Regions from separate parts of the Mus musculus genome. Here all the other regions are linked to region 1. A link is a loop called in an ENCODE intact Hi-C map of the cell type or tissue named here. Cell type or tissue: heart. All regions are shown on one strand.

Region 1 (4,000 bases):
TGAACAGGTTGTACTTATGTATTTAGAAATACATGACTATGTCATAGTAAGCAATGAAAAAGCTATTATTTTTACATTACTTTTAATTAAAATAATAATCAGATAACTTCAACTTCTGTCCACTTCTGTCAAGTGGACAGAAATAAACATAGAGCCTAATTATCCTGAATTTCAGAGAAAAGAGTGTGTTTAACACAAAGAACAGTTATAGATCTACACACACACACACACACACACACACACACACATACAGTTTGAAAAATGCATCAGTTGAGACCACGAATTTGAAAGAGAGCAAGGAGGGGCATATATGAGGGTTAGGAAGGAGGAATGGGAAGGGACATATAATTATATTATAGTCTAAAAAATAGAGTGAAGTGAAAATCTCCTATATATTATGCAGGCTGGGATTATATCTCAGTTAGTAGAATGCCTGCCTATCATGCATGAAGCTCCAAGTTCAGCCCTTAACACTGCATAACCTAGGTGTAGTGGTATGTACCTCTGACCCTGGCATTTGGGAGGTGGAGGCAGAAGACAGAAAGTTCAAGGTCAATTCTCTACTATAGGGAGTTTGAGGTCTGCCTGGGCTAAAAAAGTAAAACTGTATACTATATATGCATAGAAAAACCTTAATAATTGTGATCTCTAACTGCTAACAGACAACGTTAACTTTCTTTTAAACTTATTTTTTAAACATTTGATGACAAGCAATTTCCTTAACACTTAAAAAAGAAGACAGGTTGGTGGCAAACATCTTTAGTCCCATCACTCAGGAGATAGAGGCAGGTGGATCTCTGTGGATTTGAGGCCACCCTCGTCTATTTAGTGAATTCTACACAAACAAACAAACAAATAAACAAATAAACAGACAGACAGACAGACATACAAAAAGACAAATATAATAACAGGATGTTTTCTTTAAAAGTGTTCTTACAAGTTGGCGATCAGTAATTCTCAAACTGTGACCTTTCATCATTAACCTACCAGCTTATAACTACGAATAAGATAGAAGCTCAGTTACGGCACTTGCTAGCTAAGTGGTAATTTTAAAAAAATGACATCGTATTTGAAAAATTAATATACTTAAAAAAAAAAGTAGCCTCATAGAAAACTCCTTCCATGTTCTTAGGACCTTTAACCCGGACTTCCTAGCAGTGGTGGTGGACTTTAGACCCTCTTCCACACCAATCCTTTGCACTTTTGTTTTCCCCAAGCACACTCCTTTCTGCGCAAGGGGAAAGTGCAGGGGGACACTACCCACAGCAGCCTAGGAATGTGATTTCTCTGACTCTTTCTCGTGGGCCATAGAATGGGGGACAAACTACAAAAGAGATCCAGTTAAAAATACAACTACCGACAAGCTCCGCGAATCATCGACTTCCTTTCTGCCCCCACCTTCCGAGTGCCTTCCTCTTCCTCCTCCCCGCGTGCGTCGAGTCGCTTTGCATCACGGTATTTGAAGTTCTTTCTGGACGGAAGCGCCTAGCACTCCTTCGCGAGAGAGGAGCCGGAAGACTCTGGTTCCCAGAGGGCAGAGCAGAAGCTACGCCTGCGCAGTCTCAGTGAGGGCGTGTATGTCTGTGTCTGAGGGAGAGAGCGAGAGTGAGTGAGTGTGAGTGCGGGGTGGGGTGGTGGCCGTTACGTTCGGGGCAACGGCTAAGGCAGTGGAGAAGTGAGAAGAGAAACAACGTCCGGCGCTTCCGCCTTCGCCTAGGAGGAGGAGGAACTGGTAGGAAAAGGAAAGCCATTCGCCCTGGGCCTGGACTAGACCTCGTCGGGCCGGCGGAGGTCTGGCTATGTGCCTTTGAGGGTCGCTTGGGACGCCGAGCGAGAGCCGAGAGCGATGTCTCAGCCGCCGCCGCCTCCTCCGCTGCCGCCGCCGCCGCCTCCCCCTGAGGCTCCGCAGACTTCGTCGTCTCTGGCGGCGGCGGCTTCTCCGGGGGGCCTTTCGAAACGAAGGGACCGAAGAATCCTTTCCGGGAGTTGCCCGGATCCCAAGTGCCAGGCGCGCCTCTTCTTCCCGGCCTCGGGTTCTGTCAGCATCGAGTGTACCGAGTGCGGACAGCGGCACGAGCAGCAACAGCTGCTGGGAGTGGAGGAGGTGACCGACCCGGACGTAGTGCTGCACAATCTGCTGCGGAACGCGCTACTCGGAGTGACGGGGGCTCCCAAGAAGAACACGGAACTGGTAAAGGTGATGGGCCTCTCCAACTACCACTGCAAATTATTGTCGCCAATATTGGCACGCTATGGAATGGACAAACAAACGGGCCGGGCCAAGCTTCTCCGGGACATGAACCAAGGCGAACTGTTCGATTGCGCGTTACTTGGTGACCGGGCCTTCCTCATCGAACCAGAGCACGTCAACACAGTGGGCTATGGCAAGGACCGCTCCGGAAGCCTCCTGTATTTGCACGACACGCTCGAGGATATCAAACGGGCTAATAAAAGTCAAGAATGCCTCATCCCAGTGCATGTGGATGGGGATGGACACTGCCTAGTGCATGCTGTGTCTAGGGCTCTAGTAGGCCGAGAGCTCTTCTGGCATGCTCTGAGGGAGAATCTTAAGCAGCACTTTCAGCAGCACCTAGCCCGATATCAAGCCCTGTTTCATGACTTTATTGATGCTGCCGAGTGGGAGGACATTATCAATGAATGTGACCCTCTGTTTGTGCCACCTGAAGGTGTCCCCTTAGGCCTGAGGAATATCCACATATTCGGCCTTGCCAATGTGTTACATCGTCCCATAATTCTTTTAGATTCCCTCAGCGGCATGAGAAGCTCTGGTGATTATTCAGCCACCTTTCTACCTGGCCTCATACCTGCAGAGAAATGCACTGGGAGAGATGGTCATTTGAACAAGCCAATCTGTATTGCGTGGAGTAGCTCTGGTAGAAACCATTATATTCCCTTGGTAGGCATAAAGGGGGCTGCCCTGCCCAAACTACCCATGAATTTGTTACCTAAAGCATGGGGTGTGCCTCAGGACCTTATTAAAAAGTACATCAAGCTTGAGGAGGATGGTGGCTGTGTTATTGGAGGAGACAGAAGTTTGCAGGATAAGTACTTACTTAGGCTGGTTGCTGCTATGGAAGAAGTCTTTATGGACAAACATGGTATCCATCCTAGTTTGGTTGCTGATGTACATCAGTATTTCTACAGAAGGACTGGGGTGATAGGAGTTCAGCCTGAGGAAGTTACAGCAGCTGCTAAAAAGGCAGTAATGGACAATCGCCTTCACAAGTGTTTGCTTTGTGGTGCCCTTTCTGAACTTCATGTCCCTTCTGAGTGGTTGGCTCCAGGAGGGAAACTGTATAACTTGGCAAAAAGTACTCATGGGCAGTTGAGGCCTGACAAAAATTACAGCTTTCCCTTAAACAATTTGGTTTGTTCATATGATCCAGTAAAAGATGTTCTGCTACCAGACTATGGATTGAGTAATCTAACAGCTTGTAATTGGTGCCATGGCTCATCTGTGCGAAGAGTCAGAGGAGATGGCTCTATTGTGTATTTGGATGGAGACAGAACTAATTCTAGGTCTACTGGTGGCAAATGTGGTTGTGGATTCAAACATTTTTGGGAAGGTAAAGAGTATGACAATCTTCCAGAAGCTTTTCCTATCACTTTGGAGTGGGGAGGAAGAGTAGTCAGAGAAACAGTATATTGGTTTCAGTATGAAAGCGATCCATCTTTGAATAGTAATGTTTATGATGTTGCAATGAAACTTGTTACCAAGCACTTTCCAGGTGAATTTGGGAGTGAGATCCTAGTTCAGAAAGTTGTCCACACTATATTGCATCAGACTGCAAAAAAAAATCCGGACGATTACACTCCTGTAAATATAGATGGTGCTCATGCTCAGAGAGTTGGAGATGTGCAAGGACAAGAATTGGAGTCGCAGCTACCAACTAAAATTATTCTTACTGGACAGAAAACAAAAACTTTGCATAAGGAAGAATTAAACATGAGTAAAACTGAAAGAACTATTCAACAGAAC
Region 2 (4,000 bases), 200 kb after region 1:
AATTCCCAACTGCTAGCAACTGACAGACCAACTTGCTTTAAAGAAAACACCCCTTCCTCAATTCTAGAATTGCTATTAATAACTTACAAAAATAATGCAAATACTAATTATGCAAAGATAAGTTTATTAAGAACAAAATAAGACAATGAAACAGGGAAAAACATCTAGGACAGAAATAAACATGAAATCTGCTGCTCGATTATAATCTCAGCACTTGGCCCTGAGTTCCAGGGCAGCCTTGGTTCCATAGTGAATGCCAGATATTTTGACAATATCTAAAACCCAAGCCAATTAAACAAAAGCCACCGGTTACAAACAAAATGACAACTATTTCTGGACTTAAAGCAATCCATTGGCCAAATGCACCACCTGAACCAACACCAAAAAGCACTATACTTTTAATATTATAGTTAGGGCCAAAGTTTTCCTAAAACAAGGGGTCTTTTTTAGAACCACTGTAACTACTTTGTTTTTCTCAAGCACACTCCATATTGGTGCCCAGGTTACTGGCTTCACATGCAACCTCTACCGACAGTAAAAGTTAAAAGCAACACCAGGTACCTGCATCCATTTACAATACTTGCAAATCACAGGTAGATATAATTTTCCCCCGCCCTCCCCGCTTTGATAAATACACAAGCTTTGTTATAAAAATAATGCAAAAATGTTGAAACCAATCTACTGTAACGCAGTATCCAAAGTCAAGATAAAAAGGCAGGCCTTAACTTATTCCTGGTTCTGGCTATATCATTTCTATAATTCTCAAAATACACCAATTTCCAGTCAGTGTCTCTATTAACTCGTCCAGCACTGACTCGAGGGAAGGCAAACCCGTCCTTTTAATGTCAAATGTCACTGAGGGCAGCGGCCACCTATACCGCCCAAGTTAACTTTTAGTACAGTCCCAGCTTTTCAGAACTGGTCCCGAGGGGAGAACGCTACTTCCTCCTCTTCCCACCTTGGGGCGGCACTCCTTTCTTCTTGCCAGCTAAAGCAGAAGGCCAGGAATGCTTTTTGCTTCCCAAGCCTCCTTTCCTCTTTTCTCCCTGACCCGGCGGGCCGCCCTTTCTCTTGCCCGAAGGTCCTTGCCGGCCCCCTTTCCTCTTGCCTTTCTGGCTCATTTTCCTCCTCTTGGCAGCCTCCTCCTGGTCCTCTTCCCTCATCTGCTTGTTGGTGGCCCTCGTCACGTCCAGCCGAGGTTTCTTGCTGTTCATGACTCGAAGTAGCTCCAACTGGTTCTTTTTCTCGGCTGCGAAGTCCCCAAAGAGGGGCTGAAACTTCCTCTTCTTGCCGGAGCCCCGGGGAGCTTTCTCCTTGGGAAGGCGCTCCTGGAAGCGTCCCACCGAAGCGGTGGAAACCTTGGCCACTTGCATGGCGCGGCCCAGCTCTTCCTTACTCTGGTGTCCAGTAGGGTGCAGGCCGGCTGAGCTGGGCATCTGCATCTTGTGCGCGCGAGCCAGGTTCCGCAGACGGTTCAGCTCATTCTTGGCCACGCGTTCTTTCTTGGCCTGAGTCCTCTTGGCGAACTGGTCTTCCATGGGGTCGGCGCTCCCAGGCACCTCGATCAGCCATTCTTTAGTGTCATCCCGGGCGCGCTTGTAGCCCCAACGGCGCCGCCACTGGCCACTCGCCTCGTCCCACACGAGGTTGGTCTTCTTCTTGGGACGGATTCCCTTAAGGCGCGCGAACTGCTGCCAGCGGGTGAGCGGCCGTGGTCGGGGCAGCGGCTTCTCGCGGGGCAGGCGAGTGGCGGGCTCCGGCAAGCGCGCGACCACCGCCTCCTCCACGCGCTCGGTCGGCAGCCGCCACAGCTGGTTGATGAGCAGCTGCGTGTTGTCCCGCGCCAGGGCCCGCAGCTCGGCCTCCGGCGACGGCCCGGCCTGGCGCAGCACGGTCGGGGGGTTGCGGTCCGAAGCCAGCAGGTTGCCCAGGTCGAACTCCAGCTCCAGCTCCTTGTGCACCGTGATGCGCTGCAGCTTCTCCGCCTCCTCCTGCTCTGCCTTGGCCAGCAGCTCCTCCACGCGCTGGCCCTCCATGGCTCTCGCTGCGGCTCGGATCCCTCACTTCGGGACAGCGGCGGGACGTATCGCCACTACAGCAGCACCCTAAACCGGCAACCACGTGCGGACGTCCGGACCCGTAATCCGGAAGAGGAAAGATCACTTCCGGGTTGTCTGGAAGCGGCTCACAGCTAGGCGGGGAGGTAAAGACCGGCAGAGGGCGGCATTGGACAGCAGATGGGCTTAGAGGCGGGACTTGGATTCGTCACCGGATGTTGGCCCGACTGGCGCTGAGGGTTGGCTAACCAGCTCAGGACCTGGTTGGGACTACGTTTCCCAGCATGCTGTGGGGCAGAGGTAGTGCAGTAGGACGCGGGCTGCTCAAACTCTTGGAAGTGCCTGCATTGTAGCTTCCGAATGGAGCGTCTACACCACAGTGTCTATGGGTAAATCTATTACAGAGGTGTTTGGGGCGAGACAAATTATTTCCCCAGAGTTATAGCCCGTTCTCTGTGCCCTAGGTGTGAGCGGAGACAGATCCCACGGATACCTGTCCAAGTTAGGCATTGTTTTGCGACTTAGTAGGGCTTGCAGTTTGTCTGTACGTGGCCTGGGCACCAATTCTGGCCATGCCATTGTTTGTTCCTGTGATATTTGTGTAGGCCTGAAAAATCGTGGAAGATGGAGACTCTGGTAGTATCCAGGAGTGTTTTAAAGGTAAATGTGTTAATAAGCTTGGAGGAAGGCTAAGATCCAGTGAAAACCAAATAGTTTTTATTCAGTAGTCATGGTGGCCTAGGGAGTTAAAAATCTCAGTTTACTATTTACTGCCATCTATTTTTATAGGTTTTTACCTCAGTCCGGTGTTAGAATGGGCACATGTTCATCTAATGTCATCCAAAAAAGTGTTTTGTTTGTTTGTTTGTTTGGTTGGTTTTTTTGTCTTGTCACATAAGTAGACTTTTACTGATTTATTTATTTTTTAGTTTAGATCACATGAACCGGAGGCCGAGCTTGAACTCCCTGTACATCGAAAGAGAACTTGACTTCTTTTTTGTTTGTTTGTTTTTTGTTATTTTTTGAGACAGGGTTTCTCTGTATAGCCCTGGCTGTCCTGGAACTCACTCTGTAGACCAGGCTGGCTTCGAACTCAGAAATCTGCTTTCCTCTGCCTCCCAAGTGCTGGGATTAAAGGTGTGCACCACCACTGAGAACTTCTTGATTCTCCTACCTCTCTCTCAAGCATTAGTGTTTCAGGCATGCAATATCCAGTGTCCAGTTCCATTTTTTAAACTAAGTTTTTGGTTAGAATGCAAAGTAATTATTTTCAATATGGTGCTTTCATACAGGTATCATTGTTATCTCCATCCTTCACTGCCTTCCCCGTCCCCCATAAATAGACATTTAAAAAATGCAGACTAAACTGGGTATGGTGTATAATCCCAGCACTCTAGAGAAAGAGGCAGGAGGGCCAGGTGTTCAAGGCTAGCCTTAGTTGCATATGGAGTCATCCAAATCATTTTTGTTTTTAATGTGGTTTAAGTTTGCTATATAGCTAAGAATGGTCTTGGAATTAATTCCCTTGCCTCTGCCTCCCAAATTCTGGCATTACAGGCAGGAGCCACTATAATTCTTTGTTTTCCTCTTGGTGCTAGACCAGATGTCAAAATCTACACAGCACAAAGCTTCCTCCAAAGTTGCTCCTCCTTCCACCATCCTCTCATCCTCTTCCTCATTGTCTTTGCTGCCCAAGGAACCCTGCCATTGGGAATACTGTAGAGACAATAGTCCCAGGAGATGTGGTCATCATTCAAGTCTAGTAACTTGCTCGGATGATGGCAAATTCATCTTTGACTTTCCCTATCCAAATCTCATCAGTTCAAAGCCTAGATAGCTTGTCTCTGTATGTTGCGCCCTTTCACTCCCCACTGCTGTGGCCTTACTTCATCCTAGCCTGGATCTCTTCTATCTGCTTCTCTAGACCATCTCTCTACTATGTA
Region 3 (4,000 bases), 290 kb before region 1:
GCGGTAAGTAAGTGTTTTCAACAGACAGAAATGGTAAGTACTTGCCATCCCAGTTACTCCCTACTCAGGACAGAGGCAGGCAGAAAAGATCCCAAGTTTAAGCAGTCAATCTTCAATATACTCCATCAAAACAGAACGTAACTACTTTAAGATACAAGGACAAACATGGGGTCAAATGAACACAGGTAGGGATAACCCACAAGTAAATGCTGGGCAATGTTCACTTGAATGAATGCGGAAGACCTGAAGCTGGATAAAATGTCAGGATTCCCTCCTAACAGTAACTTAGTACCAATTATTATTACAACTTCTGAAACTCATCTTAGGTAACAGTAACTACAATAAACTATCTATTAACCAATAGCCTTTTCCCCAGTAATGACCTTTTGCCAAAGGCTATTAGGAGCAATACTGTAGTTAAACAATTTAGATGAACTACTACTGCACTGATGTATGGACGCATCAAGAACACACAATAATGGCAACCCGAGTTTCTTAGTAAGAGGGCGCTGGGAAATAATTATATGACTGGAGCTTGAACTGGGTGACTTCGGAAAAAGTGTAAGAGAACAGAACTTTGCCATCAGGAAGTGGGAAAAATTTTAATTAAATTCTAATTAAAAATTCATAATAAATCTTACCTATAGTATGAGGTTAAAATGAAACAAAAAAAAAAAAAAAAAGAGGCAGCTACCTGCAAAAAAAAATGACTCTACTACAAGAAAAAAGGACTAGGGACAGATGCTCAGGGAGAAATAAGATGTAGACAAGAACAAGGGCAGGCATAAAAGACAGAGGGGAAAATGAAGTTTCTCATTGAACTAGCCAGAAAGGGTCTCACAGTCTTCTTCTCCTTAGCATATACATGAGCATTTGACTATGAGTACCATCCAAATCTGGACAAATCACTCTGAATTTTGCTAAAGAAAAGGTGTCCTGAAAGCATCCTTTCCTGTTTGCCTTATCTGAACCTATCTGCTCCCCTCCCAGGCCATCCCAGAGATTCCAGAGAGAAAGAGCCTCTCTATGGGAGCACGTCAGCAAATACTTCACACCAGCAAGTTCACAAAAAAAGGGGGGGCAAAACAAAACAAAACAAAAAAAAGTGTCTCCCTACTTTTTTGGAGCTCTTTTTTGCTTATCAACATGACAAGCCATTCTTCCACATAAAACTTAGCTTCTTAGAATAACTGGCTTTCTATAAAGCCTTTTTTTCTTTTCTTTTCTTTCCCCCCTGGAGGCAGGGTCTCACTATATAACTCTGGTTGGCTTAGAACTCAAGAGATCTGCTTACCTCTGTCTCCAAAGTGGTGGGATTAAAGGCATGTGCCACCACACCCAGCTATAAAATTGTTTTGATTGCTTTTAGGACCTTACACTGTACAAACTGTTTGAAAACTAAGTCTTATCAAAACTTCTACGTTAGCTTCTTAATCTTATTATCTTCAGAGCCAGATATATCTCAAAAGATGAGTCTCACTGCTAACATTTAATGAAAACTTGATTTGGGTCTGGAAAAAATGGCTCAAAACGTAGACACTTGCAGCCATGATGACGGAGTTTGACAGCTGGGATTCTGTAGGAGGAGAGAAAATTAAGATACACACACACACACATCATACACATATATATATGTATGTGTGTGTATATATATATGTGTGTGTGTGTGTATATACATACACACAGTACGTATTTCTTTCAAACCAGATTCTAATTCCACACAAAGATACACTATCAAGGCAGAGAAAGTTCTCTCATCAAGCAACCACAGTGAGAGAAAAGCAACAGATTTCATAGGGATATGGAGAAGATTAAGTTTAACTTGCAAAGTGTTAAACATTAACCAACCCTCCGGGTGCAAGCACTCTGCGAGGCTTAGCAGCGATGCGCCAGCAGAAGAGAAGGCGCAGGAGAGCCACTAAGGTCTCCAGAGACGCAGCGGGTGGCAGATGCCTCTGAAAGCGTCAACGCGTTGTCAGGCAACCGGCGGGCCCAGAGGCCGCCCGGGAGTCTGCAGCGCGCGTGCAGGGCACCGCCCCCAGCCCGGCAGCCTCGAGACCAGCACCTGGGGCCAAGCCGGGCCACCGCCTCGCGACCCGCGCCTCAAGCCCTGCCCCCACAACACCCCGGAGCTTCCCGGCTCCGCCCGGCAGGCTCGAACCCCCGCCCGGCTACAGCGACCCGGGCCGGCCTCCCGCGCCAGGGCGCCGACTCTTCGCACAGCCGTCCACACCCGCTACCCACCGACTTACTCCCAGCGAGAAGCCACGCTCCCAGCGGGCTCCACAGTCCGTGGTTCCGGCGACTCCGGCGCGGACCTAAAAACCGGTCGCCCGCTCAGGACTCCGCCTCCCAGGCCCAGCCCCCCGCCCGCCCTCCACCAACGGCCAGGCGCGGCCCCGCCCCTCGGGCTGCTGGCGGAGGCCGCGCGGCCGAGGGCGCCCCCTGCAGCCCCGGAGGCCACCCGGTGCACCCGCTGCTGCGCCCAGGGATTCCTGAAATGTGACCACTCCCAGGCTAAATCCCAGCCATCCAAGCCCAGGACGGTCTCCAGTCACGAAGTGTGGATGTGAGAGAAGGAATGTCCGCACCAGCAGTCTGGTCAACTCTCTGTCCTGGGCTTTCATTACCATTTCAACATGTTATTCTGTATGTTTCGAGTGGCTGTGTATTGTGACCACTGGAACAAGCTTACACAAGCTTCTCAGAAAGAACTTAAGATACTAATGTACTCTAATGTCCCTAGTGTGCCCGAAGTTATACTTTAAGAAGATTCTATTTTTATTTTTGGTTTCGTTATTTTGTCTCCAATAGTCCAGGGAGAAAGCGGGGTTGGAACTCTTGATTCTCCATTCTCCACCTCCCAAGTACTGGAATTAGAAGAATGTTGCAATGTCCTTGCTCTGTTTTGTTTGCCCAGCTCCTTGACTTTTTGAAACAGGGTCTCCTGCAGCCCAGGCAAAAGCACCTGCATTAGAAGAGGATACAGACGGGCAGTAGTGGTGCACGCCTTGAATCCCAGCACTCAAGCAGGCAGCTCTCGAGTTTGAGGCCAGCCTGGACTACATAGTTCCAGAACTGCAAAAACCCCGGGGTCCAGGTGAAGCAGCTACAGAGCCTTCGAATTCCTGTGAAGGAGCAGTTACTGACGAAGAGTTAAGGAAAGGCATCTCCGAGCTGTGCTTTTTAAAATCTGTGTGCTCTAAAGCAGAAATGTCAAGAAGTGCATTTCAAGCAATGCCTAACAACTAATATATTACTAAGCCAAGGAAAAAAGTTCTAATAGAATGAAAAACTGGGTTGGGGGAGCTAAAAGAAGATGATGAAGCTGGAGAAGTCTTTAAGAACCGTGTTACGAAAAAAATTAAATATATTAGAATTAAATAAAACACAAATTTCATGCATGCCTTCAACTTACAGTCTAGTGGGCAATTGGGGATGAGAATGTGAGGGAAGAAAACCTAAAAATACGACTGAAACAAATTTCACATTAACTGCTGGAAGGCACAGGTTGCGGAGATTAAATCTGCACTGAGACAAACCTTTTTTAAAAAGTAGCGCCTAAGGCATTCACCGCTCCTAACACTTGTATAAAATGTTACCCTATAAAGTCCCTAAAAAAGTTAATCTTAGCAACCGGTAACTTTTGCTTGCCACCTCGCAACAGTAGCGAAAACACAAAAGCGGAACGCCAACCACAAACCCCGGAGGCTTAACACACCGCAAATTATCTTAAAAGAGTCACGCGATCTTCCCCCTCCAAAACCAATAATCCGGAGATACTTACACCTCTGTTTCTCTAGAGATATTTAGTATTCCAAACAATTTATTTCGTTTGAAGCACCTACACTCACATAAACATAATTCCCCAAACTCAAGTTTCCTCCTACACACAATATGGTGGCATCTGAGTCTGCGCAGTACGAGCCGAGCCGGCCGACTCCTTCCTGGCAGGCCAATAGTCCCGCCTTCCGGCGCGAAAGGCTGTACCATTCCCACA
Region 4 (4,000 bases), 51 kb before region 1:
TTTTTAGAAGTATAAACTTAAGTAATTAGCTTCAGAAAACACACCGCCATGTCAGACACTTCAGAAGAACACTGAGAAATCCCTTTGATCATTGTATTTGAACTCCCTCATAAACCCAAGTGCTTAGAGACATATGTAAGAAAGCTTTCAGCACAAGAACAAACAGCATTTGTCCCACTTAACACCCCTTAAAACCAGACCAAAAATAAAATAAAATAAAAAATAGGCAGGGTGTTTGACAAGAAAAAAAGAAAGAAAAAACAACCACTAAGTTATTTTTCAAAAACTAGAGATGATAAATCCTTAGTCCATAGGGTATCTTTGTCCTTTTTATAAGGAGAATACTGCATCAGGTACTGTTTGAAATAAGAGAAGCACTGGGTTAGGCCTCTCTTCAGCACAAATCAATTACGATGGTATTTTGGGATGTATGTTTTGAAAGAGCAAGCTTTCTGAAGCCATTCATTCCACAAATATTTATTACAGGCCTGCACGTGCCAGGCTCCGCCCATTTATGCGCCTTCTCCACCTGGGCTCACCCTCCATTAGCTTGGCAAACAGGCAAACAGCAAAGCCAACAGTTTGATACCGTGGTGTCTTTACTTGTACAAAAGGGAGAGCGTTTTGAGATGTACTGACCTCACACGGTCTCTCTGAAGACAATTATTAGATGTTAGGTTGAATTTAATTCACGAGTAGCACTCATGTCTGCGGTATCTACAGAAGCTGTACTGGGGCGGGAGAGCCCCTTTGCTTCGTACAGTCCTATTAATCAGGCTTACCAACTCATTTAGTTACCTCCCAGGAAATGGAAATTTATGAGAAGGAAAAGAACCAACAGAGGCAGTGAGTATGATAAAAAAAAATCTTGATATTACATTTATAATCACCACAGTTGTTATTATTTATTGACCATTCTCAGTCTTTACCATCTAGGCACCAGGCCCAAAACACTCATTTAAAAAGATCATTTTATTTTGGGGGAAAATCCTCTCTCTATATATAAGCCGCAAGACACAAAATGGACACCTTACAGGATTCATCAACCAATTCAGTGCCAGCAACAACCAACCGCAAAAAAAAAAATTACCAAACTGTTAATGGTAATGTCTACAAACAAAAAGGGTTCTGTTTCACAGTTCAAGTTTAATCTGATGCTCCCATCTGAGCCACGTCATATAAATTGTCAAACATATTGAAAACAAAGCTCCCTATAAAAACAAAACTAGGTTCAGTCCAGTGGCAGTGTAAAGAAAGGGAACTTCTGATGTCTGAGTTGTCAGACTTGGAATCAGAGAGTCCACCTTTCTGAAGTTACATGGGATCTGGCCTGAGACCTGCCAGCAACAGGTCCCATCTCTCCACGCCTGAATCCTACGGGGAATGAAGGGTAAGAACTTGCCTTAAGGGAGTGGTAGCCTAAGGGGGCAGAAGGCACACCCATTCCTAAAATATGTCTGAAACTTCCTCTAATGTTTCCAGCTCTTTCTATAACATTGGGGAACTAGAGTATGCATGGCCTCTTCGTGGCTACAACCACAAATAACTTATCATTTTGAGTTAAGAATTTGAGGTAATATTTATAAAGCACTTAGGAAACAGAGCAGTTCATAGTATGAGCTGTGTTTGCTAAATAAAGCAGGCACTTTCCAGGCCTGTTAGGTAAACAATCTAGTGAGAAGGGCAAGACTCTACCCAAGAGGCGTTTTTGGGGTTTTGTTGTTTTGTTTTCCTCTCTCTTTCTCTCTCTCTCTCTCTCTCTCTCTCCCCCTCTCTCTCTCTCTCTTTCTTCTTCTGTGTTTATTCTCGAATCCTAAGTGCATCCAGCATAGTCTCTGCCTGCAGAACTGCAGTTCAACCAGGCATTCGGTGCAACATTAAGTCAAAGACCTTTGTTTCAAGAGGCGAATCCCTTCTCTTTTCTACCGGTCCAAAGAACCATCCCTAAGCGCGCCCTAGAACCGAAAACCTCAGCGCGCTTTAAGGCGGCATTCGTCGGTGCTTGAACCGTGAGAATCGACCGAGCGAAAACAGACCGAAGGGTTCGAGTCTGAGAACTTGAAAAAGAGTGGCGACGCGATCTAGCCCTGCCGACCACTTCACACCGTCGCCCCGGCGGGTCCGCGCAGAACCCCATCCCGCGTCAGGTGGGCTCCCGGGTCCTCGCCACCCGCTGCCCCGCTCGGGGGGCCGGGCGAGCCGCCCGCGCTCCCCCGCGCGAGGGAGCCCCACGCCACGGCGCTGAGCTCTCCCGGAGCACACAAAGACCGCGCCGGGCCGCGGCGGGACCCCGGCGCCCGAGAGAGCCCGGCCGGGACCCCGGCACGCAGACCGGCGCACCCGCCCCGCACCTACCCGGCTGTGCGGCGTCCGGGCGCCCGGGCGCGGAGCCCAGAGCGCTGGCAGTTTCTTCTTCCCGGCGGCGCGGCCGGGCGCCGGCGTTTCCTCCCTGACGCGTCACGGCGGCTCCTCCCGCGAAGCGCCGGGCGGCGGGCGGGCGGGCGGGCGGCGCGAGGGGACGGCGGGGTCGGCCGGGACCCGCGCGGATGGCGGGACCGCTCGGCTACCCGCGCTCGCCCGTCACGCGGGGTGCAAAGTTCAGGAGGAGACGCCGCCGGACTCCTGCGCTCAGCTGACGGGATGCGCGAGGTCCGCGGCGAGGGTGACCTTGGCCCACTCGGGAGCCCGGGCGGCAGAGCGGACCCGGGCGGTGGCAGAGGGCTGGGGGCTGCGGCTTCCTGCAAGCTGGACGCTGCAGAAGCCAAATAAGTATTCGGACGATCTGGAGAGCCCACTGTGCTTCCTTTAGCTTTTTCTGGGCAGTTTTCTACACTTTTTCCCACGTCAGCAGATTGATTTTTTTTTTTTTTTTTGACCAGTGTTTATGGATGAGCGAGGGCTCTCACAAATTGGCAGATAGATGCTATGTACAGATAATATGCGTTTCTCTTGATCATTTTAGATCTATGGATTATTTTTGTTTGTTATTTTTAAACTACCCAACACACTCTACTGCTGGTGCTTGTCCATTTAACTACAGAAGCTGCGTTTTTAAAAACCCGTTCTGTGAATGGGGAACTAAGAATTACACGATTCAATGGTTGTGGAGTAGAGTTAAAATTTTGAACTAGAGAGCCACACCACCACTGTAGTTTAGGTTTTATCTGATACCACGTGAAAGTAGACCCACACAACTGTTTAAAGGATTTCTGTCTGCATGGCATGCTTCATATTTTACATTAATCTACCCTTTGAATCATATGGTTCCAGAAAATTTGCCACAAATCTATGAACAAATAGAGGAACTGAGATGAATGAGTGAGTTCCGTAAATTCAAAGAACTCTTTATATTTTAGAACGATACTCAGAAGATTTAGCCTCATGAATAAATGTAAGAAAAGTTATTTGTACTATCCATGCTGCAATATGGCCTTGTCCTTAAAATAGGTTGTGAACCCAAATTCTTTTATACTGTGAAACCTATTATTCTCACAGGACTTTCTTAACAGCGATTCTCCATGGCTTTGGGAAATGGACAAGAAAATACAGTTCATAGAGCCCAACATATTGCAGCAGTCATTTATATGTTCCACTATGATCTGCTTACAAAGCAATACACACAATAAAGCACACATCTTCTCTGTGACAAAAAAACAAGTGATCAGTGTATCTGCTAATTAAAGCCATATTCATAATACTGAAGAAATGCTCTTGGACAAAAGGAAATTTTATGTCAATAAACACTAAGGGAATGACATCATTCTCGATTAAAAGATAAATACCTAACTATCACCACATTTTGACGTTAGGGAAAAAAAAAAAAACAGATGGAAACCATTTTAGTGTTTCCAGGATAAATTTGTCTTACCACTATAAAGAACGTGGGGCGGGGGAGGGGGGAAGAGAGATCGAGAGCCCACCAACATTTATGGACAAGAAATGAGGATGATCTTCATTTGATTAAGAGGAAGTTAGGTATGGGCTTGTGAGTGAGTGTGTG
Region 5 (4,000 bases), 120 kb after region 1:
ACCAAGTACATGCCTAGTGCCTATGAAGTCGGAAAAGGGTGTGGAATCCCCAAAATATGGGTGCTGAGATCTTGGGTCTTCTGCAAGAGCAGCATGTTTTCCCCAATGCTGAATTGTCCCCATAGCCCTCACTGTGAGCTTCTTTAAATTCTCCTCTTTTTTCCATTGTTTTCTTTCTGCTGTCTCAAACTTCCACATCTCTTTCTCCATTTATTTCTTCTAGGATCTGTGTCCTGATCATTTCTTCTCACTCTGCTAAATTCTATTACTTTTAGATGACTTTTGCTTTTTGTCTTCTTTGAGAGAAGGCAGGATCTGCATTGCAAAGTGTAGCATTAAATTGTGAAGTGGGGGGGGGGGATGGCATGTTTCTGAAACCTTTGTCACAAATACAGGTTTCTTGGTGGAGGAGCCCCTTCCTTCTGGAGACCACCTCCACACTCAAAGAATAACTGAAGTGGGAACTGGGCCAGTGGTTTTATTTTCTGCACAAGCACCGCCAAAGCACAACAAAGAGGCTGGAAGTATCCCCAGGTGGAGGTATGTTCTCATGTCATCAGGAAGCCTACCTGCTTTCCCTGTACCCTGCCCCCTCTCACCACATGCCGCAGGGGATTTTTTTTTTTTTAAGTCAGAAAGGCTGGGGCATTGACCTGTGTTATGTACACTGTTTGTACTGTTGCCCTGGACACTGGGATGACAACTGAGCCACTGTCTTTCACAACTAGCTTGCTTACCTGCTGAGTAATGGGCTGGCTGAGGGCCCTTTTTGGCCTCCTTCCTTGGCTTCCAGCCTTTTGGAGGCACAAGCAACGTTTTCTTTCTAAAAGGAAATTTCGGCTCTCATCAGGAACATGAAGGCCTTTCTGACCTTTTAATCATCTATAGGGAAGATAAAAGTCCATCTTGGATGGAGGATCACATGAGCTGAGGTACTTTAAGCACTTAGCTCAGAGCCCACCACATGTAAACTACATACACCAGTGCCTGTTAACTGTCTATCTGTCTTCACATGCAACAGTCCACTGAACCCAGAGAGGAATCCCAGAAGATCTGTAGCTTTAACCTGAGGATTCAGAGGCTAGGAATAGAGCCTTTTACACTCCTCCTTGGGCTGGGAGAGCAGAGAGTAAGTAGCCAGAACAGGAAGCATCTTTCCTCTTCCTACTTCCCCTGAGCTCCATCTTTAGCCCTCTCCTAAGGAAGAGCATGACACAGATGCGGAAGCATAGTTTACAATAGCATCCAGCTGCAGAGCAGTCTGCTGGCAAGAGCCTGGACAGGCCCTAGAGAACGAAGAGGACGAAGATGACAAGCAGCTTTGAATTCCTTCTGGTATGTCTACAAAGTGACAAGGGTACAGGTCCACCTGTGTGTGTGGGTGTGTGTGTGTGTGTGTGTGTGTGTGAGAGAGAGAGAGAGAGAGAGAGAGAGAAGTGTCCTTTCATTTCTGAGGCATAAAGGGAGATCTCTGTAGATAAGAGGGCTCTCTCCTCCCTGCCTCCACACTGTCCCTGCTCCTCTGCAAGGACAGAGAATTTTCATGGAATAGTCTCCTGGATTTATGGCCGTGAGGCTTGTGTGTGAGACTACATAGCCTGCTTTCCTGGTGAGGTCACTGTTTCTTGAGTTATTGTCTTGCTTTACTTGGCCTGCATGAATAACAAGAATGTGGTGCAGAGGGCTTATTTATGAAGTACCAAATCTCTGCCTGGTTATACCTTACCAAGCAAGCTTCCCATCAGACCTGACTCCTCAGGAGCACTTTAGTCCTAGGGTCTGGTTTGAAGTCTAGTGAGGCTAAATGAGCAGGGCTGGGCCTTCTTCCTCCGAGTTGGAGCAGACAGACAAAAGCCTGTGGTCTCCTAAGCCAATGCACTTTGTAGGTTTCAGTTGAGGACTAATTTTGCTGGTAGGGAATGCAGGCAGGAGGCCAAAGGCAGCAGTTGGCAGCAAGTAGACTCTTTTGAATTCAAAAGAGTCGTCACCACCCACATCTTGCTTCTGAGCCAAGCAAGGGTCACTGGCCCGGACTGACCTGGCACACTGGGTGACCACCTGGGGCTGCAGGATCAGCCCAAATGCTACAGTGGGAAATGGAGAGCCTTGTGTTCAGCCGCCCTGGAGCCCTTCCCCTGCCCACCTTCTTCTGAGAGAGAACCCTGGACCCTGGCTCAGGAAATGATTCTATTTTCAGTTCCTGCCTGGCTGGCTGAATCACTCACTGCTCGCCACCCGTCCCTGCTTCTTCTGAATGGGGCGGATTATCACACCATATGTTAATGCAATTCACAATTTGCAAAGCCCGGTTAGGCTTGGGCTCTGTTGAGTTTTCATCAGCCGGTGAGGTAGATCGGGTAGGTAATTTAATTTGAATGCAAAATAGAGGTTCAAAGAAACTCAGGCAGCAAGGAGGCTCACCACTGTGAGGTGGGGTCTGGCACCCGGCTTCTCACTTGGCAGCAGTTTCTACACTGTCAGGGGTTCACAGCTCTTGGGCTGAATGGCAGGGGACCCTGCTAACAGTTTCCTGTCTTCTTTATAGAGGACATTTGCTTCAGAAGGGTGTTAGGCTGTGGGAGTGCAAAGAATTTAAAATCTTACTTTCTAGTCTCAAATTGAGTCTCAGATTCATCTCTCCAATCCCTAAGGTTTATATGACCCACAACAACGTAAAGGGCAACCCCTTCTTGCTCCGATCCATTTCATGCTTGTGTGGCCTATACTTTAGCCTATAAGACAGGTACATTCTAATGCATTGTCTCTAGGACAGTCCAGCTTTTAAGAACTGGCAGAACCTGGGCAAATGGCTGGCAAGGATGAATACTGGTCATAATACTAATGGAGCCTTCCATCCTTCAAGCCTGTAGGGTATTGCCCAAGACTATTATCCACAGAGAAGTTGGTGAGAACCCTAAGGGAGGGGCTCAGTAACCAGGGACAACATGGAGGGAGGCTCAGGGTAGTCCCAGGCATTTTTAGCTACTGTGGAAGTGCTCCAATAGTCTCACTTGAGTAGCCACACTAATACAAATCAGCTGCATATTGGCCCAGGTAATTTTGTTTAATCATTTCTGGGACAAGGAGGCAGGTAGGATATTTTCTTTTTCAACCAATGAAGAAAGTGAACTCAGAAATCTGCATGAGGTTCTACAGCCACTCAAGTTCTCGTTGTCACGTTTGAAGTGCAGAGCACGGGATACCCAAGACTTTGGGTGGAGGAGATGACAGTCCTGGCTGGTCAGAGTATTGGGGTCTGAGGCCCTACTGAGGTCAAAGGGTGAGAGGTGTGGGGAAAACAAGGAAGGGAACTGAAAAGTGTGTGTGTGTGTTTATGGAAAGTTGCTGAGCTGAGGGGACAACAGAGAGAAACAAGCTTGCTCTCACTGATTAGATTTGGTTTGAGCTAGTCCTGGGTGGTACCAAGAAACAATTTGCATAGTTTGTGCTGCCTCTTGTCTTTATCTAAAGGTTGGCATCTGGGGAACATGTGTGCTCTTGGAGCATTACCTATAGAATCTAATATGTTACAAATAGCTGCGTCCTATTTAGTGAGAGCTGCTGCTGAACCCCTCATGTTCCCCCAACCCTTTGCCAATCTCTCTGTTTCCTGGCTGGTGGAAGGCTTAGCTCAATGGAGTGTCACACAGGACACAGGATGATGAGGTGTGGCTCTCTGTGAATCAAGCCCTGGAGATCAGGTGGTTGAATAGAACGCTTACTTTGTTTCTTTGTGGGTAGGCCTCCAAATATGGGTCAGCATTTGCTCAGCACTCCAGGGACACCTGCTCTACTTGAAAATGTAGGCCCTTTCAGCAAGGCCTCAGCCACCTGTTGGTAGGGGAAATTGCCTTATGGCAAATGCCTTCTGGCCCAGAGCTTGAGACAGTGGCCCTGGCTCATGACCCCAGCTATTTGGGAGCCCTGTGAAAGAGAACTTTGAGTTTGAGGTCAGTCAGGTAGCTTAGTGATTCAAAATAGACTTTAAAAATGGGATAGG
Region 6 (4,000 bases), 480 kb before region 1:
AGAAGCCAGAACATTTAACACAGATAAATTTGTGATGCTTACCCTTTTGTTTATAGCCCTGGACCAGAGCAGCTCAACTTTGCAAGAAATGAAAATGGTTAAAAGTGATTTTTGAAAAACATTTTTGAAAGGGGACAAACTAACTTTATGCTAAAGTAAGGGGTCCAGATAGGTTAGAGACAATTTTGCATTTAAGTTTTGACTTAAGACTACCATTTAACTTACTCCAAATGTTACAGCCGCCCTTCCTCCTTTTTTTCTCAATACTTAGTAATATGAAAAACATCAACTGGATTTGTTTAACATCCACCAAAAAATGGTCCTTTTTGTTGGTGGTGTTTTGTTGTTAATGTAGTAGTATAGTGGACTTAAATAGTTCCTTCCTTTGCCCTTCATTGGTCATAAGTTCCCATTTTGTTATTGTAACTAACAACACGTTTCCAGGTGAATGAGAAGACTATTGTACAGTTGCAAAAATTGAATTTATATTTGGGTCCTGAAAGAAGTCATTATTAATTGGAGTGATAGGAAGGGTTTTAAGAACTTTTAAAATTATTGTGTGCTGTAGGGTTTTCAGTAACCTGGCAGGGTAAAAAAACAAATGAAATTCAAATTAAAGCTTTAGTATTTAAGAACTAAGCTTTGCTGTGTTAGAGTATGTGTGTCCATTTTTTTTCCTTTTTTTTTTTTTTTTTTTTTTTTAAGCAAGGGGCATGGGGGCATGCAGACAGGTTCCAAGTAGCCCAGGCTGGCCTAATATTTCTTTGTAGCTGAGGACAACTTGAACTTTCCTAAACCACTGTCTCTGATTTTGAATTCTGGGATTATAGACAAATGACGGCTTGTTTTAGAGGTGCAATGCAGAGGATGGAACCCAGGGATTCATTTGTAGTGGCAAGCATTCTATCAACTGAAAAATATCCAAACCCAGAAAGTATTTCCAGTATGCTAAAGCATACACATTTACAGGTTTTAAGTAAACTGGTTTTTATGTACTTTTTTTCTCTTTCCAAATACTAAAATGAGTATGTTGGCAGCTCATCGAAATGAGAGTCTGGGGTTTAAGTCCATCTTTTGTTACAGTTCAGTATTACTGTGCTTGGACTTTCTCAGTCCAGTTAAGGGTAGTGGACTCAGTGAATGTGAGTGCGTTCTTCTGCTAGATACATCTGGTATTCTTGCCGCTCTACATTTCTTCAGAAAGTCTGTAGCTCCCTTAACTGCAGCCCTGACATTTTTAGGCATAGGAATTCTTGATGGTGTGCTCTTTAAATCTTTTGCCATTTAACGAGTACCAGAGTACTTTGTTTACAGGAAGTTTTTTGGGTGTTTTTGTTTTTAACAAGAGGCATTTTCCATATTTCATAAAAGTTACATTTAGCTCTCTATAAAGTAAATTTTCAGTATGCAGTCTCATGGTAAATAACCCCTGATTTTTTTTTCTTCCAGTCATCTGTCAGTATTAAGTTTGGGATAGCTGCTATCTATCACTGGCTGACTTGGAACTCATTATGTAGACCAGGCTACCCTTGAACTATAGAACTTATGGCAGTCCTCCTGCCTCTGCCTCCAAGGTACTGAGATTACTGGTGCCTACTGGTGTGTGTGGCTATTGTTAAAACCCTTGTGAATATTTCTATATATATTCATTCTCTCTTTAGATGTTGTTGAACACTTAACACGGAGCTGAAAGGAGATGGGCAGTAAGCTAGGAAACATGCGCTATGCCAGACTTTGAATCCTTTTCTGGTTTTGTTTGAAAAAAATTTTATTGGCATTCAAGTAGAATTCAGATCATTGATATTTGTTATGTTTATCTCCCCTTTATTATAATAACCAGTTAAAAGAATTTTTCTGTAAATAATACTCATAAAATTAGAGCTTATCATGAACTCTTAAGAATACTCTATTTGACTTAAAATATAACTTTTTTGTAAACAAACAGTAGAAGTCAGGTTCAGTGACTGATGCCCGTAATGCCAGCAGTTAGGAGGATAGATTGCCATGAATGAATTTCAGGCTTTCTTGGTTGGGTTTCATAGCAAAAACATTTTCCACTCTCAAAGATACTATATAAATGAATTTTCAATGTTTACAAACAGTAACGAATCTTTAAATGGTATACAATTATTTAAAGCTTATTTTAAAATTTCTAGCATGTTAGATTTTATTTTACAGAATGGTTGTAAAAGAGCCTTTCCTTGTTAAATTAGTAGGAAGCCCAGGAACAGCTAGCTCCAGGTTGCCCTCTCTTGGTACCTGCCCTGTAGTTCTGTGTAGTGAACATGGAGGGATTCTCTGCTGCCCTAGCTTAGTGTGATCCATGCCTGCTCTTGAGAATCCTGCAGTAAAAATAGTCTGGCCATCTGCTGGCAGATGAGACAACAGCTGAGCTATTTTTAGTTTCAAAGAATTTAAGATTGTTCAGGATAGAGCTTGAAGGTGGTGGCATTGTTTCTCTTTGGGGAGGTTCTGTTGGGACATCCTCCAGCCAGGCTTCTAGGTTCAGGAGTTTCTTTGATGTTAGGATGTAAGTAAACTAGTCAACTTCTGGTTTTAGATAGCTGTGATAATAACTACAGATGTTGGAGTGAAAGTTCATGGTTGGAATCGACACTGTTGCAAAGTAAGAGAGAGAGAAGGTTTTCAGGAAGACAGACCAGGGGGACCAGCAGGGACGCAAGAGAAGTCAGTTTTCCTCAGGCAGAATATGAGTTTCTATTGTTACTCATTCTGTGAAATTATCCTGTTGACTTAGCTTTCTTATGAGTTTGTTACCCATAAATATAATTTACCCTAGAAATATATACTTTATTTATTTACTTACTTCCTTACTTAGACAAGGTCTTGCTAGATAGATTTGATTGGCTTGGTGCTAGCTACGCAGACCAGACTAACCCAGATACAGCAGTCAGGGTGACTTTGGCCTCTCGAGTGTTGGGATGTGAGCTACCTTGAACTTGTCAGTAATAAGAATGTAATATCATGATGCAAATATTACAGAACTCCCTTGCTTCTGCCTCACTAACCTGTTCTTATTTCAAGTGGTACTGTAATAAAAGAGTATGAGTGGAGGCTGAAGTCTGTGGTGCTGGTTTTGTGGTACTTTTACTTATCACCATCTGAGACAGGGCCTTCTTCCCATTCAACCTAGAAATTACCATCTTTGTAAGACTGTCAGGGCAGTGAGCCTCTTTTCTTCCCCTGTCTACCCTCACCTCCCAGCACTGGGGTAGCAAATATGTGTCATTGTGCATACCTGGCTTTGTGTGGGTGCTGGGACTCCAAATTCAGGGCTTCATGTTTGTGCAGTACACTTTTCCCAGTGAGCTGCCTCCTACCTTCCTAACACATTTAAGATACAATTTTAATCAATTAGCAAGTCTTCTTTGCTATCTAAAGTAAAAGGTGGTGTTCAGTACCTGAGCTGCCTGAATCTTTGAGTAAAAAAAGATCCAGTGTATATGGTCTTTACTTTGACATTTCAGGTTGGTTTTAAGGATCCTTTATTCAGAATGGCCATGGATAAAATGTTGTGAAGCCTAACCTCTAGAGAAACTTTTTTTTTTATTACGTATTTTCCTCAATTACATTTCCAATGCTATCCCAAAAGTCCCCCACACCCTCCCCCCCCACTTCCCTACCTACTCATTCCCATTTTTTGGCCCTGGCGTTCCCCTGTACTGGGGCATATAAAGTTTGTGTGTCCAATGGGCCTCTCTTTGCAGTGATGGCCGACTAGGCCATCTTTTGATACATATGCAGCTAGAGTCAAGAGCTCCGGGGTACTGGTTAGATCATAATGTTGTTCCTTCGATAGGGTTGCAGACCCTTTAGCTCCTTGGGTGCTGTCTCTCGAGAAACTCTTCACCCACACATTGAGCTGACAGAGTAAGCTCAGGTTACAGTCAGATACAATCTTATTTCCATTGGGAGTTTAAACTGCACATGAAATTCTCTAAAGCAACCTAACCTGCTGAATTTTATTTACCTTCTCCTA
Region 7 (4,000 bases), 200 kb before region 1:
CTTATTCTTTCTTCACCTGTTCTCTCTCTGTAACTTGTTCTCTCTTTGTAATCTGTCTCTGTATAACTGTCCTAGTAAAATGGCCTTTTCTCTGCCTGCCCCTCAAGTAGCTTTCCTTGTATCCTATTCTATTAAATCTTTCTCTGATTTATCACTTTGCCTGCCATTCAATTAGACATCACTTTTAAACATGATACTTCCTTCTACAAACTAATTTTATCTTCCTTGTTGGGATTCAAGGTGTGTACTAAGGGCGTGTCTGTATTAAGGCCAGAAGAAATAAAGGTATATGCTAAGAGCAGAGCCACACCACAATTAAAAACTTGTTCTTTTTTAAACTAAATAACATAATCTTAGAGTTCACTGTGTGAGCAAATATCCTACAATACACTACCAATTAAAAAAAATCAAAACTAGAAAATCAATGCAGTCATAACATTCACAAACAAGGTAACTTTGCTGGGTAGTTTGATGTCAGTTTGACACATGCTATAGAGGAGGGTCCCTCAATTGAGAAACTGCTAACATAAGACTAGGCTGTATGCAAACCTATAGGGCATTTTCTTAATTAGTGGTTAATGAGGAAGGCACAGGATGAGCCAAAGAATGAGAAGGAGCCAGAAGATGAGAACAGATCGCCAGAGTTAGTTTGAGGCCAAGGAGAGTAAAAAGTCAGAGGCTGAGAGAGAAGCCAGCTCTTTGTAGGTGAGGATACCCCTGGGCCAGGGATCCTGAGACGCAAGCTGAGAAGGCATGAGATAAGCCAGTAAGCTTCACCCCTCCATGACCTCTGCATTGGTTTCTGTACTGCTTGAGTTCCTATTTTGACTTCCTTCAGTGATGAATAGTGGCTTAGAATGCTAAATCAAATGAGCCCTTTCCCTCCCCAATTTGCTTTTGGTTGTGGTGTTTCATCATGACCATTAAGTTCAACAATAGTAACTCTAACACATTAGGTGACTACTTTCTTTTTTTTTTAAAGATATATTTATTTATTTTTATGTATGTGAGTACACTTTAGCTTTCTTCAGACACACCAGAAGAGGTCATTGGATCTCATTACAGATGGTTGGGAGCCACCATGTGGTTACAGGGATTTGAACTCAGGACCTCTGGAAAAGCAGTCAGTGCTCTTAACTAGCTGAGCTGTCTCTCCAGCCCGGTGACTACTTCATGACTAAGAAAAATTCTATTACTATTACAAATCAAACTCATTAACAGCTTCTCCTTTTTTTCTTTCTTTCTTTCTTTTTTTTTTTTTCTTTCTTCTTTAGGTTTTTTCGAGACAGGGTTTCTCTGTGTAGCCCTGGCTGACCTGGAACTCACTCTGTAGACCAGGCTGGCCTCGAACTCAGAAATCCGCCTGCCTGGGATTTAAGGGAATAAGTGCTGGGATTAAAGGTGTGCGCCACCACGCCCTGCACGCTCCTTTTTTTCTGACAATCAATTTTTATCTCTCTTTCTGTGAGTGTGTCCGTGTGCTTGCTGCTTCCAGAACACTAACTCTAATGGAGCTGCTGTGGGCTGGGGATGTCTTAGCAGTTAAGAACACTGACTGTTCATCCAGAGGACCCAGGGTTAGATTCCCAGCACTCATATTGTAAGTTGGGTCACATATAACCCCAGTTCCAGGGCATCTGACACTCTCTACTGAACTCTGTCAGTACCAGGTTCTCGGGCGAGGCACACATGGCTAGCGTGCAGGCCAAACACCCATACATATAAAATACATCTTAGAAAAAAAAAATTAAATAGTTTCTAATACCAACGGTTTTTAAACACTGAAGTAGGTGAGGATGTAGAAGACCCAGCAAACATAAGGACCTGGACTGGGAGACTGTCCTATTTTAAGGCATTATTCATTACTTGAAAAATCAATTAAAAAGCTCTAGCGGAAGTATTCGCACTAATTCCCACAACCTGCTCCCTCCGCCCCACTAGAAACACAGAGCCGGAAGAGGAGGGGGTGAAGGCGAGCACGCAGAAGAGGGCTGGCCGGAAGAGGCGGGGCCTACAGGAGCGCCTTAGGGTCGCGCACGCTGGGCCACTTCCTTTCTCGGCAGCGCCGTAGAGCGCGAGCAGACGGTGCAGCATGGCGCACAGCGGAGGCCGCGGGCGGCCGAACCCGGCGTGTCCTTGGGCGTTTCCAGGTGCGAATCCTGCGGTCTGCTTAACCCCGTGTGTGCGGAGAGGGCTTCCTTGTTGGCGGCGTCCGTCTCTAGCCGGGTACGGGGGCCCCATGGCTCCCGGGTTCGGTGTGGCCCTTGGCCCGCTGTGAGCGGCGGGGCGCGTTCCCAATGGTCTCCAAATCTTAACCGAGATTAGTTATAAGGCCTGCTCCTCTGGACGCTTCGAAGTGCGGGCACAAGCGGCCGCTTCTGGCGGCAGCTTTCATCTGGGCCTGCACCCTGGCGGGAGCCCCTTTGTATCCCCAAGAAAAGCCACCATGCGGTCTGTTTCAGGCTTCCTAAGTGAGTAATCCATAGGAAATTTTACAGAGGCGGAAAAGTACTGCTTCTAAGATGTTAAGACCGCCAATTTTAGGCTTTTTTTTTTTTTTGGCTTTTTTTTTTTTTAAAGATTAATAGTTTGATCTGAAGTATTGGCATCACTCTAAAAAGCTTGTATTCATGGATCAACCCTGTAAGTACGATCTAAAGTTGGAGCAAAATTTTCAAACTATTTGAAAGCCACGCAGGGTGGGGATGCTGGCAAAAGAAGGTGGTGGTAAGTTCTGAAGCGTGTGGATACAAAAGAACACTACATTTCAGGCCTGCATGTTATACTTTACTGTTGGTATCTGTAAGCCAAATTGGGTACTCTGGATTTCTGTAAACTCAGCGTTTCAAATATGAAAATGATTAAGGATTTCTCATCGGTTTGCAGGTGATAAGTCATCACCAGTAATCGGTTCAATCATTCATTCTCTGATTTGTGACTCTGGCCATGCCGTTTCCTGTTCTAATGTCCCAGTGATGGTCTGCACAATTGCATATATGCCTCAAGCTTTTCCGTGCAAGCACCAAGACTGAGAAGCCAAGGCTTGGTACTCAGTCCTTTAAGTTAGTACTGGCAGTGAAGGGCGTGAGTAAAATGTTTTTCTGTCTGTGATGGACGGATGATGGGACAGGAACTGAAGCACCACAGGAACCTGGAGTTAGCGGATGCCGAAGCCATGGAGGATGCTATTAGCTTACGCTTTGGTTCTTAGAGAACACAGGGCCTCCAGCCCAGGGGAGGTGGCTGCCCCCTTACCCCAGTCACTGATTATGAAAATGCCTTACAGGCGTGCTTGTCCACAGCCCTATCTTAAGGATGCATTTTTACAATTGTAGCTTCCTACACCAGTGATTAGCTTGTGTCAAGGTGACATAAAAGTAGCCAGTGCACACTCATGCAAGGTATTAAAACATGGAAGTAAAATGAGAGTTCACAAATATTTTAATTTTTAGGTGCAACAAAACCTGCTCATTTGAAGGTGCTTGAACAAATATTTTCTAAACACTTGTCATGGAGAGTGATTGAAACAAGCTGCCAGGACTACATTTGCCAATAACAAGGTACAAATTGTGTGTGTGGTTTTTTTTTTTCTTTGAGGTTTGATTAACAGGGCCTTAATAGCTGGCACAATGATGACTTAAGTTTTTGCCGTTTACCCAGCTGAGTGTTTCTTTGAAGAGAGAATCTTAAAAGACTGAGATGCCAGCAGTATATAGATGATGCAAATGACTAACATGTGACGCCATTGTTAAAATGGGTTACTGTTTGTTCTCCCCAGCATGTAGGTGGCTGTAGTGGATGTCCAACTTTGGGAGCTGTGATGTCTAAAAACCCTTTATTGTTTTGGGTAAGTTTGCTTAATCAGTCATGTATCTGGATTCAATACTGTTTGATAACACTGAGGGGCTGGGGCCAGTTCGTTTTGAAGATCATTAGGGTGAACACCTGGGCCTAGTTTGAGATGGAAGAAAAATGATTTGGGGTTTCTGACTTTTTTTTT

What was found. Hi-C counts contacts between places; a loop is a spot of excess contacts. Peaks named below come from ENCODE experiments on the same cell type or tissue, not always from the same donor. Only the 100,000 strongest peaks of a DNase experiment are listed, where the experiment ranks them.
Region 2: a loop joins it to region 1, with 7 times the contacts of the local background. A loop is called at or near these places in 2 of 42 quality-filtered maps.
Region 3: it touches region 1 in a loop (2.4-fold over the local background); 2 of 42 quality-filtered maps call a loop at or near these places.
Region 4: it touches region 1 in a loop (2.1-fold over the local background); 5 of 42 quality-filtered maps call a loop at or near these places.
Region 5: it touches region 1 in a loop (2.4-fold over the local background); 2 of 42 quality-filtered maps call a loop at or near these places.
Region 6: a loop joins it to region 1, with 3 times the contacts of the local background. A loop is called at or near these places in 4 of 42 quality-filtered maps.
Region 7: it touches region 1 in a loop (6-fold over the local background); 3 of 42 quality-filtered maps call a loop at or near these places.

What each region holds. Positions count from the first base shown.
Region 1 is chr1:9,746,003-9,750,002 of GRCm38, reverse strand. It overlaps Vcpip1 (valosin containing protein (p97)/p47 complex interacting protein 1), which reads left to right and starts at 1,621. Exons shown (of 3, transcript NM_173443.3): 1 at 1,621-4,000. The coding sequence starts at 1,847. It overlaps 1700034P13Rik (RIKEN cDNA 1700034P13 gene), which reads right to left and starts at 2,355. Exons shown (of 4, transcript NR_040462.1): 1 at 1,399-2,355. In heart, no CTCF peak of the experiment used is centred here; DNase peaks (open chromatin) are centred at 1,532 and 2,202; H3K4me3 peaks cover 2,969 bases; H3K27ac peaks cover 1,591 bases.
Region 2 is chr1:9,543,560-9,547,559 of GRCm38, reverse strand. It overlaps Rrs1 (ribosome biogenesis regulator 1), which reads right to left and starts at 2,152. Exons shown (of 1, transcript NM_021511.2): 1 at 105-2,152. The coding sequence starts at 2,036. The coding sequence ends at 939. In heart, a CTCF peak has its summit at 2,212 (motif pointing right); DNase peaks (open chromatin) are centred at 1,539 and 2,249; H3K4me3 peaks cover 2,934 bases; H3K27ac peaks cover 1,716 bases.
Region 3 is chr1:10,038,132-10,042,131 of GRCm38, reverse strand. It overlaps Cops5 (COP9 signalosome subunit 5), which reads left to right and starts at 3,973. Exons shown (of 8, transcript NM_013715.2): 1 at 3,973-4,000. It overlaps Cspp1 (centrosome and spindle pole associated protein 1), which reads right to left and starts at 3,914. Exons shown (of 30, transcript NM_026493.3): 1 at 3,788-3,914. In heart, CTCF peaks have their summits at 2,293 and 2,492 (motif pointing left); DNase peaks (open chromatin) are centred at 2,151 and 2,361; H3K4me3 peaks cover 2,781 bases; H3K27ac peaks cover 2,300 bases.
Region 4 is chr1:9,796,602-9,800,601 of GRCm38, reverse strand. It overlaps Sgk3 (serum/glucocorticoid regulated kinase 3), which reads right to left and starts at 2,472. Exons shown (of 18, transcript NM_133220.2): 1 at 2,356-2,472. In heart, a CTCF peak has its summit at 2,180; a DNase peak (open chromatin) is centred at 2,441; H3K4me3 peaks cover 2,195 bases; H3K27ac peaks cover 1,668 bases.
Region 5 is chr1:9,628,396-9,632,395 of GRCm38, reverse strand. 2610203C22Rik (RIKEN cDNA 2610203C22 gene) reads left to right here and starts at 1,304. Exons shown (of 5, transcript NR_015470.1): 1 at 1,304-1,335. In heart, no CTCF peak of the experiment used is centred here; DNase peaks (open chromatin) are centred at 745, 1,245 and 2,095; H3K27ac peaks cover 536 bases.
Region 6 is chr1:10,227,477-10,231,476 of GRCm38, reverse strand. The region is part of intron 1 of Arfgef1 (ADP-ribosylation factor guanine nucleotide-exchange factor 1(brefeldin A-inhibited)); the gene reads left to right. Among named protein-coding and RNA genes, the nearest start is that of Arfgef1, 3.2 kb to the left of the region's middle. In heart, a CTCF peak has its summit at 2,272; a DNase peak (open chromatin) is centred at 2,316; H3K4me3 peaks cover 459 bases; H3K27ac peaks cover 1,089 bases.
Region 7 is chr1:9,942,170-9,946,169 of GRCm38, reverse strand. Snhg6 (small nucleolar RNA host gene 6) reads left to right here and starts at 2,052. Exons shown (of 4, transcript NR_024067.2): 1 at 2,052-2,150; 2 at 3,453-3,560; 3 at 3,779-3,847. It overlaps Snord87 (small nucleolar RNA, C/D box 87), which reads left to right and starts at 3,627; the gene lies at 3,627-3,700. It also overlaps a transcript of Mcmdc2 not described here. In heart, no CTCF peak of the experiment used is centred here; a DNase peak (open chromatin) is centred at 2,019; H3K4me3 peaks cover 2,501 bases; H3K27ac peaks cover 2,164 bases.